Regions from separate parts of the Homo sapiens genome. Here region 2 is linked to region 1. The links are chromatin loops, found by intact Hi-C in ENCODE. Cell type or tissue: stomach. All regions are shown on one strand. Each heading gives the region's core, and the rest is flanking DNA. Links, peaks and the distances in the headings are about the cores only.

What was found. A loop is a pair of places that touch in the nucleus more often than their neighbours do. Peaks named below come from ENCODE experiments on the same cell type or tissue, not always from the same donor. Only the 100,000 strongest peaks of a DNase experiment are listed, where the experiment ranks them.
Region 2: a loop joins it to region 1, with 5 times the contacts of the local background. A loop is called at or near these places in 98 of 110 quality-filtered maps.

What each region holds. Positions count from the first base shown.
Region 1 is chr12:4,853,203-4,861,585 of GRCh38, forward strand. No RefSeq gene overlaps it. Among named protein-coding and RNA genes, the nearest start is that of KCNA6-AS1, 27 kb to the left of the region's middle. RefSeq lists enhancers at 410-910, 2,384-2,433, 2,444-2,493, 4,349-4,992, 4,521-4,815. In stomach, for the core only: a CTCF peak has its summit at 4,682 (motif pointing right); DNase peaks (open chromatin) are centred at 4,709 and 5,419; H3K4me3 peaks cover 492 bases; H3K27ac peaks cover 1,085 bases; H3K27me3 peaks cover 2,391 bases.
Region 2 is chr12:5,002,212-5,010,594 of GRCh38, forward strand. No RefSeq gene overlaps it. Among named protein-coding and RNA genes, the nearest start is that of KCNA5, 37 kb to the right of the region's middle. In stomach, for the core only: no CTCF peak of the experiment used is centred there; no DNase peak of the experiment used is centred there.

The sequences.
Region 1 (8,383 bases), core at 3,398-5,897:
CCAGAGGCTGGCCTGCGGGGCCACCCTAGCCAGCGAAGCAGGCTCTGATGCCGGCCGACCCTCCTCCATGTTTCAGAGCAGGTCTAGCGGGGCCTGACCCCATGTCCCAGCCTCCACCTTTCTCTCGAGGAAGCCAGTGGGAGGAGACACTGTCATTGCACTCCCTGCCTGTCTTCCTGACCCCGTGTTGGGGTGGGAGGCATCTGAGTGTCTGTGATTCATTCTGAGTTTCTCACCCTTCCTGCCCTTCACACACCCACCCCCCAATTTTATTCACTACCTTCTTCACATTCCCACTTTCCACACTCACACTAGAGCAGGCCAGGTCTGCTTCTTGGCTGGCCATGTGACAGAGCACCCACAAGAAAGTAGCTAGAGAACCCTAAAGTACCCTCGGGCCAGGGAAATGCCACCAAGTCTATGGCGACAGAGCCGTAGAGACAGACTATCTGGAAGGTGCTCCTTCCACCTAGCCACTCCTAGGAAAGTTGGGGATATGACTGGCACTGACTCCAGCTGGCAAGTGACATCTGCTGGAAGCTACTCCAAAATGGGAAGCAGGACACCAAATACTCTGGGATAGAGGTGGTGGGGAAGGGAAAGCTGGGTATGTGGAGTGCCTCAGCAGAAGGACCTGAAACCATTCTGGAGAAAAGAAGAAAAACCAGTAGGAGGCTGAGAACACCTCCATCATAGCTCCTGAGGAGGGGCCAGGGTGGTCTCTTCCAGAGTGGACAGATAATGGGGGATGGCCCCCCACCATGATGCGAGCAGGAGGGCTGATGGCCCAGGCTGCCCTCCAGCTGGCCCTGCCCTCTGCGTCTGCTTGTCTTTGGAATGTGTCTCTCCAGGGGTGACTCTTGTCTTTATTTTCAGGGTGAGGTAACAGAGAAACAATTTGCCAGGACACTCTTGGGTGCTGTAGGCTGATATTTGAAAGATTCTGCTTCCAGAGCTCAGCTGGGCTGGCTGATGACCATGGAGCTTCCTGGGCTGTCGAAGGGCAGACCTCAGGGCTGTTAATTCACTCGAGTACATGGCGGCCACAGCATGGGAGAGTGGAAAAGCTTTGGGCTGAAGCATAGAGAGCTGGGGGGCAGCCGCAGCCCTGCCACTACCTCACTGTGGGATTCACATCAGCACTCCACATCTTCATTCCCTAGTTAGCTCACCTGGGAAATGGGGAAATGGACCAGATCATCTCCAGTGTCTCTTCCCACTTAGTAATTCTGAGATTAGTAACTGTCATGAGAATAACCAAGGGTGAACCGATTTCTAAGTCCATGCTGGAAAATGGAAGCCCTCTCCTCTTGGCTAGGGAGATGCATGTAAATTCCACACCTGTTAAGCATCCATGCTCTGTGGCAGGAAGTTATAATAACCAGGTGACTCTGGCTCTTATTACAGTGATTCTGGGTCCAGGCAAGAGTGGCAGGTTTTTGGGATGACCTGTGACATAGGGTTGCTGGGATGATTAAGTGAGTTGCTGTAAGCACAGTGCTTCCTGTGCCTGCCTGGCGGGAAGCATGCCTAAGTGTTAACCATCATCATTATTATCATCACTATTATGGGATGGGTCACACAGACTTTCCCTTTCTGCTAAGGAAGACTGGAATTCCTCAGCTTCAGTTTCATGGGGCTCCTAGGCCAAGCCAACAGCCCTGATTGAACCCTGGGCCTGCTTTGGCTTTGTGGGCTGCAGAGAAGGACCTATCTCTCTTAGCTCAATCTCAGAACACAAAGCCAACCTGGTGGCTGGGGCGAAGTGGGAGAGGTGAGGATAAGGTGAATCTGATGGTCATCGCGACAGCAAAGTGCGGTGATGTTCGTGAAAGTGCGTGTGGCTGCCGCGCTCCCTCCAAGTGTAGAAGGCCATGAACAGTTCTCCTGGCTGCCTCTTAGATGAACAATGAACCATGAACTCATTCAGTCATCTCTGTGGAGTCCTTGTGTGTCAGAACATTTTAGAGATGGGAGGTCAGTGGGTGGACCTGCATACCACACCCCCTAGCAAACGGAGGAAAGCAAGCTTCAGGGAAGGGAGGGTGGTTGGTTCACGGCGAGGCGGGGCTGAAAGAGGCTTCCAAGGTAGGGGAGCAGCACTCCAGGAGCTCTGGCTTCAAGCCCACCTGTGGCTGACAGTGAGGCTACAGTCAGAGATGAAGAGTGATTGATTGTCTTTATGGGATGAAGAGTGATTGTCTTTATGGCCAAGGCCTCCACGTGCTGGACATGATGAAACAAACAAACAAACACACACACAGCTTCCTCTAGAAGCTGTGTGTGTGACCTGAGGGCCACACACATGGCCCTCAGGTCATGAGGCATGAGAATCTTTGAGCCGCACACATCAGCCCTGTAGCTTCCAGCAGAGCCCTTCCTGCCTTCCTTGAAGATTCAGAGCCACATTCGCATTCTGACTACTCTCCACTAGAGGGAGACATCACCACTTGTATTTAATATTTCTCCCTAGACGCTCAGTGCTGCCCTGGGGTAAGCCATGCCTGTTGGAAGAGCTCACAGGGAAGGACCAACCCAGCCTGCGGTGTGAACCTACTCAGGGCTAGGAGTCAGCACTGCCTTCCTAAGGGGCTGCCGGATTCTCTTCCCCTTTGACAGAGGTGCGGCCAGCCGTCCAGATGTGGCTGGATGACCAGTTAAGGGGCAATCACCTGCCCTTCTGCCCCACTCCGCCGGAGGTATTGGGTGCAGAAGTAAAGGTGGCTGCTCGGGGATTCCAAGTAGATGTAGGGGAGCTGAGGCCTCAAAGGCTCCCGATCTCCTGGCCTGTGAAAGCAAGTGGACATCTTAGAGAGTCCTTGCTTATGGGTGCCTGCAACTTCCAGGAAGAGGTCGTAGAGGAAGCAGCAGGAAGTGTTCCTGGAAACTCCACGCAGAGGCTGGACGCCCTGGGAACTTTGGCTCAGTGTGCTCTGTGGAGGGATATTATCTGTAGGGACCAGGATATAACACAGCAAAGGGATCAGGTGTCCTTTGGAAAAATGATTTTCCAAGTCAAATTAAATACCACTTGCTTACAGATTTTCTTGAATCTCACCAGGCTAAGAATCAGGCTGAATTATTTTGAACGCCTACCTGATCACTGGACCCGGAGTGAGGAGGGGAGACATGGAAGGTGACCTTGTATGCAACCCTTTTTCCTCTGGTGTCAGTCTTCCACTCAGGGCCTTGGTTTCCCCCTCTGGCAAGCGGGAAGTTGATTTAGGTGATCTCCAGGTTTCCTCCTGCAATAGACAGTGGTACGTTCAGTTTTTCCTCCTGTGTTATGGGTCATTTGTCACCAACTTGCTACTTTCCGCAGTCTGAAGCATATTAAAAGCGGCCCCCATCTCCCACATAAGCAAGCATTTAAAAAAAAAATACTGGTTAAAATAAAATGAGATTGGCCTCTTAGAACCAGTCAACTCATCAAAGTGATGCTGAGCCCTTCTGAGCTCAACAATGTTGACAGTAATTTATGCATTTCACAGCACTAGGCTGGAAAAGTGCAAGCACAGGGCTAAGGCTTACATTTCCTGTGTCAACAGTCACTTGCCTGGTGTCTGGTTTCTTTTTTGGTCCTGCTTACCTTGTGCCAGCCGGTGCCAGCTCAGGGGGCTCTGTGAGGCCACCTCGCCTGCTGGTGACAGAGTCCTCACTGCTTTTAATTTCCAAGTACTGCTTCATCTCTTGGAGATGCTTCAGTGACTCCATTCCAAGGCGGGTTTAGATGACGAAGTGGATGACGATGGGGGGAGTAGGGGAATCTCCTTAGAGACAAACCTGGGAGAAGGCATTTCTCATTCCAGTCAATACATAAATGTTATTGATTGGAATCATATTGGGTACATATTGCTTGGAACAAGGAAGAAGTATCTTTCCACTTCCTTTTGTTTAGCTCTTTAATGGGAAAAGTCTCTGTTTTTTTTTTTTTTTTCAGTTTCCCTCTTGTCGCCCAGGCTGGAGTGCAATGGCGTGATCTTGGCTCACTGCAACCTCCGCCTCCCGGGTTCAAGCGAATCTCCAGCCTCCTGAGTAGCTGGGATTACAGGCATGTGCCACCACGCCCGGCTAATTTTATATTTTTAGTAGAGATGGGGTTTCTCCATGTTGGTCAGGCTGGTCTCAAACTCTTGACCTCAGGTGATCTGCCTGCCTCGGCCTCCCAAAGTGCTGGGATAACAGGTGTGAGCCACTGTGCCCAGCTGTTTCTGGTTATTAATAGGAACAAAATACCAGGGCATGCTTTGTCTAGGTCAGTCCTCATTCTTCATTGTGGATCAGAATCAGCTGGAGAACTTGTCAAAATGCAGATTCCTGGGCTCTGAACCCCCGAGTTATGGACTCAGTAGGCGTAAGAGGCCTGAGAATTTGCATTTCTATCCAGCTCCCAGGTGATGCTGATGCATAGGTCAAGGACCACACTTTGAGAAGCACCGGCGGGGAACACAGTGTTACCAGGTCTTGGTCTCCATCCAATGCAGTAAACACTATGCGATAACAACCTGGGGGCTTTTGAGCTTACAGGAACAGTCAATGCAATAGAAGCACGCGCTGCTAGGTCTCCAAGGAAACAGGGACAGTCTCTTCTCCCGCTGTTAGTTAATGAGAGTGTGGTTGTAACTAAACTACTGGCTAATTACCACGATCGTGGGAAGTGTCCCAGGTCGGCGCTATGAGCTTCTGCCACTAGGGGGAACCAGGGCTATTTCTCTGCAGGCTCCAGGCTGTGAGAAGAGGAAAAGTACTGAAGAGAGCGAGCAAAGCCTTTCAGAAAATACTGCAACACTGCGTGCCCGAGGCCCCCGCACATCGCTGCAATCTTGATGTGCACAGACACCGTCGAGAACCAAGGCTTGGCAGGGAGGGGGGATGGTTGATTTTCTAAGTTGTTTGGTTTTCCTCCCTTTCCTTAAAGTACATCCACATTAAGCCGTTTATGCCGCGGGTGACCTGTAGTATGAGAAGAAACACAGGTCGCTCTCCTGGCTTTGCAGATAGAGTAAGCTCAGGAGAGAGGGAAAGGAGCTGGGCAAAATGCCAGCAAGGGAGGGCTGGGCTGGCGGGACCCAGATGTTCCCTGCCCAGGAGCGTCGTGGAGAGAAGGGGAGGCATGCCTGGGGTTTGGACTGGCCAGCTTGCAGGTGGCTGTCAACCCTGAATGTTGTGGCATAGGTCAGGATGAGGTCCCTTGGGGTGGGGGAGGCAGAGTAATTCCTAAGGGAGAAAAAGACAGGAAAGCAGGTTTTGGGGCTAAGAAGACAAAAATGACTGAGAGGTTATTTTACCTGCCTTGAACTTGCAAACAAGTATGGGTCATGACCTCTTGTGAGTGCTGCCGCATGCCCTGTCAGCTGCTGTCTTCTGGGGACACGCATATTCTGACCGCCACAGAGGGCAGCATAACAGCCACAGTGCCTGCTGAGCAGGAACGTGCCGCCTAACCGGTCCGTGGCGTCCCTGCCTCTTTCTCCCTCATTAAGCCTCTTTCCCAGGACCACAGCTTTGGAAACAGCTTAATCTCTAACAAGTGATCCCGCAGGGACTTGCATTTCAGTCCCTAAAAACCACTCTGTTCCCTTTCTCGGCATGACAGTGGCCTTCTAATGGTTTCGGAGATAAGATATGAGCCCAGGTGATGTTGGGACGTGCAGAATCCATGGTGGGCTGCATAGGTATTAATTCGAGGAACAAATTTCCATAACGTGTGTGTTTGTGGGCATGAGGGTGTACACCTCAATGGCAAATTATCATAACAAAACATTAGCTATAAACATTTAGTTTGAGGACTTGGCGTATAGTTCCAAAAAATGATCTCATTAGCTTACTAACATTCACTTGTCCCTGTGACCAACACATGCAACTCACTGTTCGGAGGGAGCCCCCATCACAGCTAAACAGAGGGACCAGGAGTCTTCCTTCTTAAGCTGCAGCCTGACTTTTCTCCAGCTTACTGTGATAGTTTTCTGGCATGAGCAAAATAAGCAGACCCTGTCTCTCATAATTGAAAAGCGTGTGTGTGTGTGTGTGTGTGTGTGTGTGTGTGTGTGTGTGTGTGTATGTATGCATCCTTTTCATATTCCTTAAAACATTTTTAGCAGGTAAAATCATGTCTCTATGCTATTCTCTCACTGCCAGCCACAGAAAGGATCTTACACAAAGAAGTCCATGGGGCTCCCCTTCTCCTGCACTCAAGTCCTGGATAGGAGTTCTGACTTTTCTGAGTGACAGTTCCCAAAAGGGTTCCTTTTCACCTTTGTTGAATGCAGAAGCAGTGGCTCTTCAAGAGAGAGCATCTCCCTCACCCCTTAGTCATTCCGAGCTATTTGGCTCACAGGTACTTTCAGCATCAGATCTGGTCCTGACTCCAGCTTCCACTGAGTACACATCCTTAGGGCCTCTGCAGGGCGGTGCACCCATGCCTGGGAGGCCTCTCCATCCCTGGATCCCTGCGGCCACTCTTCAAGGCTCCTATTGCCAACCCAGGGATCTGCTGCTCCGTGCTGCTGTCTTGAGCACTGCCTGGCTGCTTGGACCAGGCAGGGCCCAATGACCACAAGTCAGGGAATGGAGAGAGGTGTTTGCTGCAGATTGAGATTCTGATCCTTCCTCTGTCCTTGAAGGACCCTCTCCTCCCCTGTCTCCCTCGCAGCCTTCTCCAGTGCTGGAGCTGACCCGGAACATCAGAGACAGGAAAGTCACTGCTCCAGTTGAATTTTGCTGCAGTTTCTTTTTTTCTCCCCTAGATGCTGAGAGCTATTTTTAGACAGGGACTTTTTTTTTTTTTTCAGGGGATCCACAGTCTATTTTTAAAGGACTTACGGAGGCCACATCATTCAGTGTTTCTCACAGGGACTTCAGAGAGAGTTAGGTGGGACAGGCCAGAGCAGTGGGGGTGCTGGCACCTTCCTGAGGAAGAGAGGGTATCAGGAGAGACCTGGGGAAGGTTGGGAGAAGCGTGGTGCCCAGGCAGGGCAGAGTGGGCTGCTTTCTCATGCTGGAGAGCATACGAGGGACTCACCATGCTCCTCCCTCCAGTCACCCCAGGCTTCGGGGCCAGAGCTGCCTGACTATCTTCCCATCCCAGCGGCCACAATGACATTGCCCTCCAACATGGCAGTGGGTTTAATTGACTGTACTTTCCTTCCTTTTTCCTAAACGTCTGTGTTCAGATGGCTTCTGCATCTCCTCTTTCCATGGCACTCCCTTGTCTCTGCAAACTGAGCTGTGGAAAGTTTTGGATCATGCCTTGGGCCTGAAGCCAGCCCCAAGAGGGCAAAGCTGAAGTCCTGGGTGAAGAGGGGACCTCGTGTGTCACAAGATGGAGACCAGGGTGGATAGGCTCCCGCTGCGACAGGGAGGATACAGCCAGGCGGTGATCTTGTCCTGGGCTCCCCAGGAGGGAAAGAAGAAGGAGGAAAAGGAGGAATCAGAGGAGAGCCATTCAGAGTGACTTGGGCAGAGACAGTAACAGGCTGCGGTGTCCTCGGAGACTCCCCTAGACCTGCTCTTTCTTCCACTCCTGAGTCCAGCCCTTAGTGTATAACTCCAAGGTCTGTGGATTTGGGGTCTGGATTCACAAGACTAGGATGGAGTAGTCAGGGAGAAGGGCCTGGGTGGAAGATTCCAGACAGAGTTGGTGAAAATGCTTCCAAACAGAGCTAAAGAGCTTTCCTCTCAGTGAATAGACAGGGGACTGCCCTCGCAGGAGCCCTGCGGCCACCCCATTGCGTGAGCCTCTCATGCTTCTCCTTGCTGTCTCCTTGCAGGACTTAGGCCGCAGGGTCAGGGCCTGGAACTGCTCTGAAAATAACTGGGGATTCCTGGTGCTCTCTGAGTCCTCCTGCCAATCTTCAGTTGTACCAAGAAGTGAGAAGGAAGGAGGCAGTGAGTGAAGAAGTCTAATTCCAGCTCGTTAGCCGACACCTGCACTGCCCTTCAGAAAAGGGCAGGCTGGGAATGCTGTTGTGTGGCCCCCTTTGGGGTGCCAGGACCCCTGGGTAAGGCTGCGTGCCTTGGGTGGGAGCTGAGACATAGCCCGGGCACCTTCTGCACAGTGGATGGGCCCGGACAGCCTGGCATCCCTGGCTCCGTCAGCAGGCAAGGAAGGGGCGAGAGCGCAGTGTGCTCCTAGAAAGATACTTATGCTCCCCACATCAAAGCCTCCCACCGTCATCTTCCTGAGAGCCTCAGGCAAAGCTGCGGGACCCTCTTTCCCTGTTCACATCAATCTTCGCAACAATCCCGGGATGCCAGGTCTGCCCTCATTCTGAACTCTCCAGAACCCCCTAACTTTATCAATGGTGACTGTATCAGTGAGGCCCTTCCTGACCACTCTTTTTAAAATGGTCACTCCCCTCGCTAGCACCCACCCCCCACACCC
Region 2 (8,383 bases), core at 3,911-6,410, 150 kb after region 1:
ATAGAAGAGCCTGGACATGTGCTGGTCTTTAGGGGAATCAGGAGATGGAGGAACAGTGTGGCCCCTCCTCTTATCCTCTGGTCATGGGATGCAGTGGCCTGTGGTCAGCACGCGGCAGGCACTTCTTCATCTGGCCCTGCCTTTTTTCCTCGGCTCCAGAATGGGGAATGAGCCACCACTCTTTGTAGATTTGTTGTGAGAATACAATGAGAAGTTGTGATAGTCAACGAAGTTCTTTACGTGTGTTGATCCATCCTGGAGCTTCACTACCTTTTCCACAATACCAGGGTTTGCTCATTTTCCAAAGCCCCAGTGTCCTTATAATTGGTGGTCCCATGGGGGGAACTGCAGGAACCATGAAGCCAGTTCACCCTGTGCCAGAGCCCTGGCTTTGTCATGCACCAGCTATGTAACTGTGGGCAAGTTTACCACTCATTACAAGTTAACGTGTTAACTTGTAATCATCATACTCACTTTGCAGAAGTGCCTGGAGGACCATCTGAGCAGAGACATGTAGGCAAGCACCCAGGACAGGTTGGCTGGACTGACCTGTATCTCACATACACTCCTGGGCATGCACTGAGGCCCTCCTCTTGTTTCAACTCTTCAGGCCTGCTTCTTCAGGCAGTTTTTGGGTTAGGAACATTTACCTTCCTCATTTTGCGGAGCAGGGTGCAAGCCTGTCTTTCCAAAAGGTGACGTTGCCTGGGTCAGAACACGCAGAGCGCTGGGAGCCCTTAGTTTGGGCGTCCCCACTGCAGGGACAGCCAAGGAAGTGAGGACAACTCCTGTTTCAATCTTCATACCCTGGGTGAGGATACGGAACTTGCATTTTATGCCTTTTCTCTACTTGGTACCTCAGTGGCGACCTCTGAGTTAGAGGTGTCACAACAGGGCCAGTTAGTTTCTGTTCATCAGGAAGCCCAAGGTGCCTTTGGAGCCCGGGTGGCAGAACTGACTGGCGTTGGCTGAATCCATGGGTCGCCTCTGTCCTCTAGTGGCGAGAGAGGGAAAGGCATTGGCCACTCCGGGCCAGGCTTGCCAACCAGATTCAATTGCCTTTGAGTGATGGTGTGTATTTGGTCACCTGGAAACCTAGCAGCACCAGGCAGCACAAACCCAAGCAAGGCCAACACACAGAAGTCATCACAGAACACATTCCAGGCCTGGGGTAGAGGGTTTCACTCACCTGTTTATTTGTTCATTCATTTATTCATTCAACAAATATTTATGGAGTGTCTGCTATGTGTGGGCATGGCTCTAGGAAGTAGATCAAGACAGTGATCAAAACAGGCAATGAGGCAGTGACGTCATTGGCAAGATGGCAGAAAAGGACTTTTCAGCACTTGCCCCTTCACTGAAACATGAATTTGAACAACAATCTGTGCACGAAAATACCTTCAGAAGAGCTCAGGAATCTGGGTGATAGATTACAGTACCTGATTAGTCAGTGTGGCGATTCCTCAGGGATCTAGAACTAGAAATACCATTTGACCCAGCCATCCCATTACTGGGTATATACCCAAAGGACTATAAATCATGCTGCTGTAAAGACACATGCACACGTACGTTTCTTGCGGCACTATTCACAATAGCAAAGACTTGGAACCAACCCAAATGTCCAACAATGATAGACTGGATTAAGAAAATGTGGCACATATACACCATGGAATACTATGCAGCCATAAAAATAATGAGTTCATGTCCTTTGTAGGGACATGGATGAAATTGGAAATCATCATTCTCAGTAATCTATCACAAGGACAAAAAACCAAACACCGCATGTTCTCACTCATAGGTGGGAATTGAACAATGAGTACACATGGACACAGGAAAGGGAACATCACACTCTGGGGACTGTTGTGGGGTGGGGGGAGGGGGGAGGGATAGCATTAGGAGATATACCTAATGCTAAATGACGAGTTAATGGGTGCAGCACACCAGCATGGCACATGTATTCATATGTAACTGACCTGCACATTGTGCACATGTACCCTAAAACTTAAAGTGAAATAATAATAATAAAATAAAATGAAATAAAATAAAAAAGAAAAGACACATTGAAGGCAGTAGGAAGGACAGCTTCAGATTACCTGTGTCCTCACACCCCCAAGCCTATGCAGGGCATCACCGAGAGATACCTTCTACGTGGAGGAAAGAGAGCGAAGTGACCGCCAGTTTCACTGTGGACCCTAGTGCTAGGCTAGCCCTTATGAATCCAGGATCCTGGAGTCTAATAATGTTAACAGAAAAACATTAAACAGATTAAATTTAATAGAGTTTAATTGAGCAAATAACAAAAATTCATGAATCAGTCAGTCCTCAGACCAAATAGGTTCAGAGAACTCCAGGCTGCAACATGGTCAGGTAGCATTTATGGACAGAAAATGGAAGGGAGGTGCAGAGACCAGTTGATGGGTTATGGCTTCATTTGTCTTATTTGAGCATGTTCTTATCAGTTGGCCCCCTGCAACTGACTGAAGCTCAGCTGCTGAGACTGGCTGAGACTCAGTTACCTGTTATAAAATTATACTCCTAAGTTAGGCTTGCAGTTAGTTTCCATCCTATGTTAGGTTGAAGTTAATTAAAGAGGGACTCAAAGTGCAGAGGCATTGTCAGACCAAATTTAATTTAATTTAACAATAGAGTGGTTAAGCGTATTTGGGGGGGAAAAAGATCCAACTATATGCTGCCTAAAAGAGAGTCACTTCAGCTTTAAAGATACATATAGGTTGAAAGTGAAGAGATGGAAAAAGGTATTCCATACAAATGGTAACCAAAAAGGGGAGTGGGGTGGTTATTCCAAAATCAGATAAATTAGATTTTAAGTGAAAAACTGTCACAAGAAATAAAAAAGTTTTATCCTACGTATAATGATAAAGGGATAAACTCATCAAAAGCATATAACAATGATAAATACGTATGCACCCAACATTAGAGCACCTAAGTACATAAAGAAAATATTTTAAAAATTAAAGGGGGAAATAGACAGAAATACAATAATAGTAGGAGACTTCCATACTTCACTTTCAACAATGAATAGATCTTCCAGATGGAAAGTCAGTAGGAAACGGTGGACTTGGACAACACTATAGACCAAATGGACCTAACAGGCACATACAGAACATTCCATCCAACAGCAGCAGAATTATGCACACACAGAGAGCATTATGCAGAATAGAGGGAGACATCACACTACCTGATTTCAAAATATTCTACAAAGCAATAGTAATCATGACAGTATAATACTGGCATGAAAATAGACATATAGACCAATGGAACAGAATAGAGAACCCAGAAATAAATCTATTCATTTTCAGTCAATTGCTCTTTGACAAAGTTGCCAAGAATATACAAGGTGGGAAATATATTCTTTTCAATAAAGTGTGTGGGAACAACTGGATATTCACATGCAGAAGAATAAAACTGAACCATTTTCTCACACCATATAAAAAATCAACTCAAAATGCATTAAAAACATAAAAGTAAGATGTGAAACTACTAGAAGAAAACATAGAGAAAAAGTTTTTTGACATTCATCTGGGCAATGATTTTTTGGATATGACCAGAAAAGCACAGGCAACAAAAGCAAAAATAAATGGAATTGCATAAAACTAAAAAGCTTCTGGGCTGGGCACAGTGGCTCACACCTGTAATCCCAGCACTTTGGGAGGCCTAGGTGGGTGTATCACCTGAGGTTAGGAGTTCGAGACCAGCCTGGCCAACATGGTGAAACGCCGTCTCTACTAAAAATAAAAAAATTAGCTGGGCCTCGTGGCAGGTGCCTGTAATCCCTGCTACTTGGGAGGCTGAGGCAGGAGAATTGCTTGAACCCAGGAGACAGAGGTTGCAGTGAGCTGAGATTGCGCCATTGCACCCTAGCCTGGGTGAAAAGATCGAAACTCCATCAAAACAAACAAACAAAAAAGCTTCTGTAAAGCAAATAAATAATTGACAGATTGAAAGAGACACCTATAAAGTGGGAGAAAATATTTTCAAACCATACATCTGACAAGAAGTTAATATTCAGGCTATATCAGAAACTCAACTTAAGGCTGGGTGCAGTGGCTCATGCCTGTAAACCCAATACTTTTGGAGGCTTAGGAGGATGGATTCCTTGAGTCCAGGTGTCTGAGATCAGCCTGGGCAACATGGTGAAACCCCATCTCTACAAAAATTACAAAAATTAGCTGGGCATGGTGGTGCATGTCTGTAGTCCCAGCTACTTGAAAGGATGAGGTGGGAGGATCACTTGAGCCCCGGAGGCAGAGGCTACAGTGAGCCAAGTTCAATCCACTGCACTCCAGCCTGGGTGACAGAGTGAGACTGTCAAAAAAACAAAACAAAACAAGAACAAAAAACAAAAAACAAAACAAAAACAAAAACAAAAAAACAAAAGCAAAAACAAACAAACAAAAAACCCACAACCCCCCCCAAAAGAAACAACTCAACTCAATAGCAAGAAAACAAATGATCTGATTAAGAAAATAGGCAAAGTACTTGAATAGATATCTTTCAAAAGAAGACACACAAATGGCCAAGAGATATACAAAAAAATGCTCACTATCACTTATCATGAGAAAAATGCAAATCAAAATTACAATGGGATATTACCTTACACCTTACACCTAAGAATGGCTATGATAAAAAAGACAACTGCCCTGGCCAACATGGTGAAACCCCACCTCTACTAAAAATACAAAAGTTAGCTGGGCTTGGTGGCACGTGCCTGTAATCCCAGCTACCTGGGAGGCTGAGGCAGGAGAATTGCTTGAACCCGGGAGGTGGAGGTTACAGTGAGCTGAGATCGCACCACTGCATTCCAGCCTGGGTGACAGAGCGACACTCCATCTCAAAAAAAAAAAAAAGAAAAAAACTAAATATTGGCTGAGATGTGGAAAAATGGAAACCCTTATACACTGTTGGTGAGAATGCAAATTAGTACAATCGTTATGAAAGACAATATGAAAGTTTCTCCACAAATTAAAAAGAGGACTACCATATAATCCAGAAAACCCTCTTCTGGGTATATGTCCAAAGGAAATGAAATCAGTATGTCAAAGAGACATCTGTATTCATGTGTTCATTGCATTATTCACAATAGCTAAGACATGGAACCTAAGTGTCCATCAACAGATGAATGGATAAAGAAAATATGGTATGCATATGTATGTGTGGGAGGGTAAACATATATGTGTGTGTGTAGTCACACACACACTGAAATATATTTCAGCCTTAAAAAGGAAGGACATGCTACAACATGAATCAAACTTGAGGTCATTATGCTAAGTGAAATAAGCCAGTCGCAAAAAGATAAATATTGTGTGATTCCACCTATATAAAGTACCTAGCCTAGTCAAATTCATACAGACAGAAAACAGAATGCTAAAGGGCTGAAGAAAGGAGGGTATAAGGAATTATATTTTAATGAGTATAATGTTTTAGTTTTAGTTATGCAGGATTAATTAATTTTGGAGATCTAATGTATAGCATAGTTACTATAGTAATAATACTGCATTGTATACTTGAAATTTACTAAGAGAGTAGATCTTAAATGTTCTCACCACACACACACAAAAGCAACTATGTGAGGTGATGACTATGTTAATTAGTTTCATTGTGGTAATCATTTCACCATGTATACATGTATCAAAACATCACATTGTATACCTTAAATATATACAATTTTTATTTGTCAATTATCCCTCAATAAAGCTGGAAAAATGCTCATAAAGCCACCCCTCTCCCATAAAAATTACACATAGGCAAGTTTATCCAGTCATGGGATTTTCATTCTAGTGCATATTTCCTGACACAGGTGGGGAGTTAACAACACTAGCCAATCATTTAATCTGCGACCTTTCATGTTTGGACTTTCCTGAAATGGCCCCAACAATTAAATGGCGTAATACAACAGGAGGAGCCCTGAACAGACAGTAGGTTAGACTGGGTTTGAAATCTTGTTCCTCCATTTACTAGCCAGGTGACCTTGGGCATATCATTGAAAGTCCATGTTTGGCCTGTTCCCTTCTAGCAGTGTGCCAGGACCTCATGGATCAGTGATGGACTAGACTCTGTGGCTCCTCCCCACTCAAAATGTGGGATAGTAGCATCTACCTGACCACAGCTGTGGATGTTGACATGCCTTTCACCTGGCATTGGGAAAAAAGGGTCACACTCTTTTTGCCTTATTATAAAAAGAAGGAAATAGGTTCATAAAAATAATTTGATATAATTTATTCTGTTTTGCTATATGCCAGTGTTTCCATTATCTGTTGCTGTGTAACAAACCGCCCCAGAACTTGGCAACTTAAAGCAACAGTGTCTTATTATTTCTCATCATTTTTATGTGTTGACTGGGCTGGACAGGGCAGGTTTTCTGCTGCAAGATTTCTGTTAGGGCTTGGATGGCCAGAATAGTCTCTTCACTCCCATGCCTGGCATCTCTGCTGGGATGGCAGGACCAGCTGGGGCCTGACCAGGCATCGTTCTCTCTTTGTGGTGTCTCCAGCAGGGTAACTGAACTTTAACAGGATGGCTCTCGGCTTCAAGAGCTCCACAAGAGTCTAAGCCACTACATGCAAGTGCTTATCAAAACTCTGATTGCATTATGCTTGCTAATGTCTCATTCACCAAAGGAAGTCACATGGTTAAGCCCACGGCCAATGTGGGCAGGAACCATATGAGAGTATGAATAGTGGGAAGCATGTCCATTGGGGGACACTGGGGTGACATACTACAGTGGCCAGCCAGGGTGCTGATGTGAGGGGCCCTTTGTAAAGCAGTGTGGTTGTGTCCCTGTAGATCCAGGAGTCAGGATGCATTTTGCTGCTGCTGTCTTACCAAAAAATTACTTTTAATTGGGACATCTTAATGTTCCCATAATCTCGTCTAATAAGGAATAATAAAACAAGAGGTCAGAGGAGTCTTTCTTGGCCCTGTGTAGAGGCTCTAAGAGTTGGTCAAACATCCCTTCCCACCCAGTTGCAGGGAGACATGCCCTCAGTAGTTCACTACTTTACCACTCTAAATGGGAACCATCCCAGCAGGGAGGCTGCACACAAAAGGAGCACCACAAAATTCCTCTTGTATTTCTCCTTCCCTATGCGTAATTAGTGGAGAAAGGCAGCATCATGGGGGTGAGACACGTTGGCCCTAGGACTTTGTGATGGTGAGCACATTAGATTTTCAGGTCATTTGGCTCTAGACACATTCTCCAAAAAATAATTTTCAGCCATCAAGTCTTGGTGTTCTCTCTATTTTTATCTCCAGTGCAGAGGTTTGGGCTTAATCACACTCCTCAAGTTACTAAACTGACCTTGTCTTGTTTCATGTGTGTATGTATGTGTGTACGTATGTATATATGCATGCATGTATGTATTATTCTTTTTGATTCCCTTTTCCATGCCTCACCCCATAGATAAACTTTCTGCGGTGTTTAATATATATCTTTTTATTTGTATGCATTCTTCCCAACTGTGTATTATGCTTTTGTATGCATGCATGTTTAATTTTCATATATGGCATAATCAATTGCTAAAGTTATGCAAAATTGATCATGTTATCAATTTAACTTTTTTTTTTTTTTACCTTTTCCTTTCCAACTGTGGATTTTAGGCCCATCTACATTACTGTGTGTTCTCCAAGTTTGTTGCTTCATGGTGTGCACCACCCCCAATGCTGTTCTCCATTCTGCCACATTACCTGGCCATCCTCCCACTGCAGAGCCTCCCCTCCCTGTCCCACAAATGTCCCTGCTGGGAACATCCTCAGCAGACCTCCAGAGAATTTCTCTGGGCTCTATGAGCAGGAGCAAAATGAGTGTGCAGAGGATGTGGGTCACAAATGTGAGTAGGTAGTGCCAGAGAGCTTTTCTGACTGGAAGCCCTGGTCTCTGCCCTCAGTAGCAGTGCCAAAGGACATACCTTCTCTTCCCAGCCCAGCCCTGGCATTAGCCACAAGAAGATGAAGATGCAGGCCCTGCTTGCAAGGATCCTGTGACATTATTCCACCTCGAATCCCTAACCTCTGTGGACGGGTTTTCTGGCTTCGTCCCGGGCAGTCTGACCAAGCCCTGGCATTCCCAGGCCACATCCACCTGCCTTGGCATCCTGTCCCCAGCCACCCTGCCTTCCTCGGATGTGGCCAACAGACATGTGTCATGGCGAATGTGCCAGAGCAACTGGGAGCTACTCAGAGAGGAACTCAATGAAGATGAGATCATTTTACCTCCCCCACAGTTCCCCAGCAAATCTCAGCACTGAGCCTCTGTGCCAACTCCAGAGAGAGTGCACTTGTTGGTAACTAACTGCTTTGTTTACCATTCACAGTGGCTCTGAAAAGCCCACCTCTTGGGTGGTAGATATGAAGTGAACAATGTTAC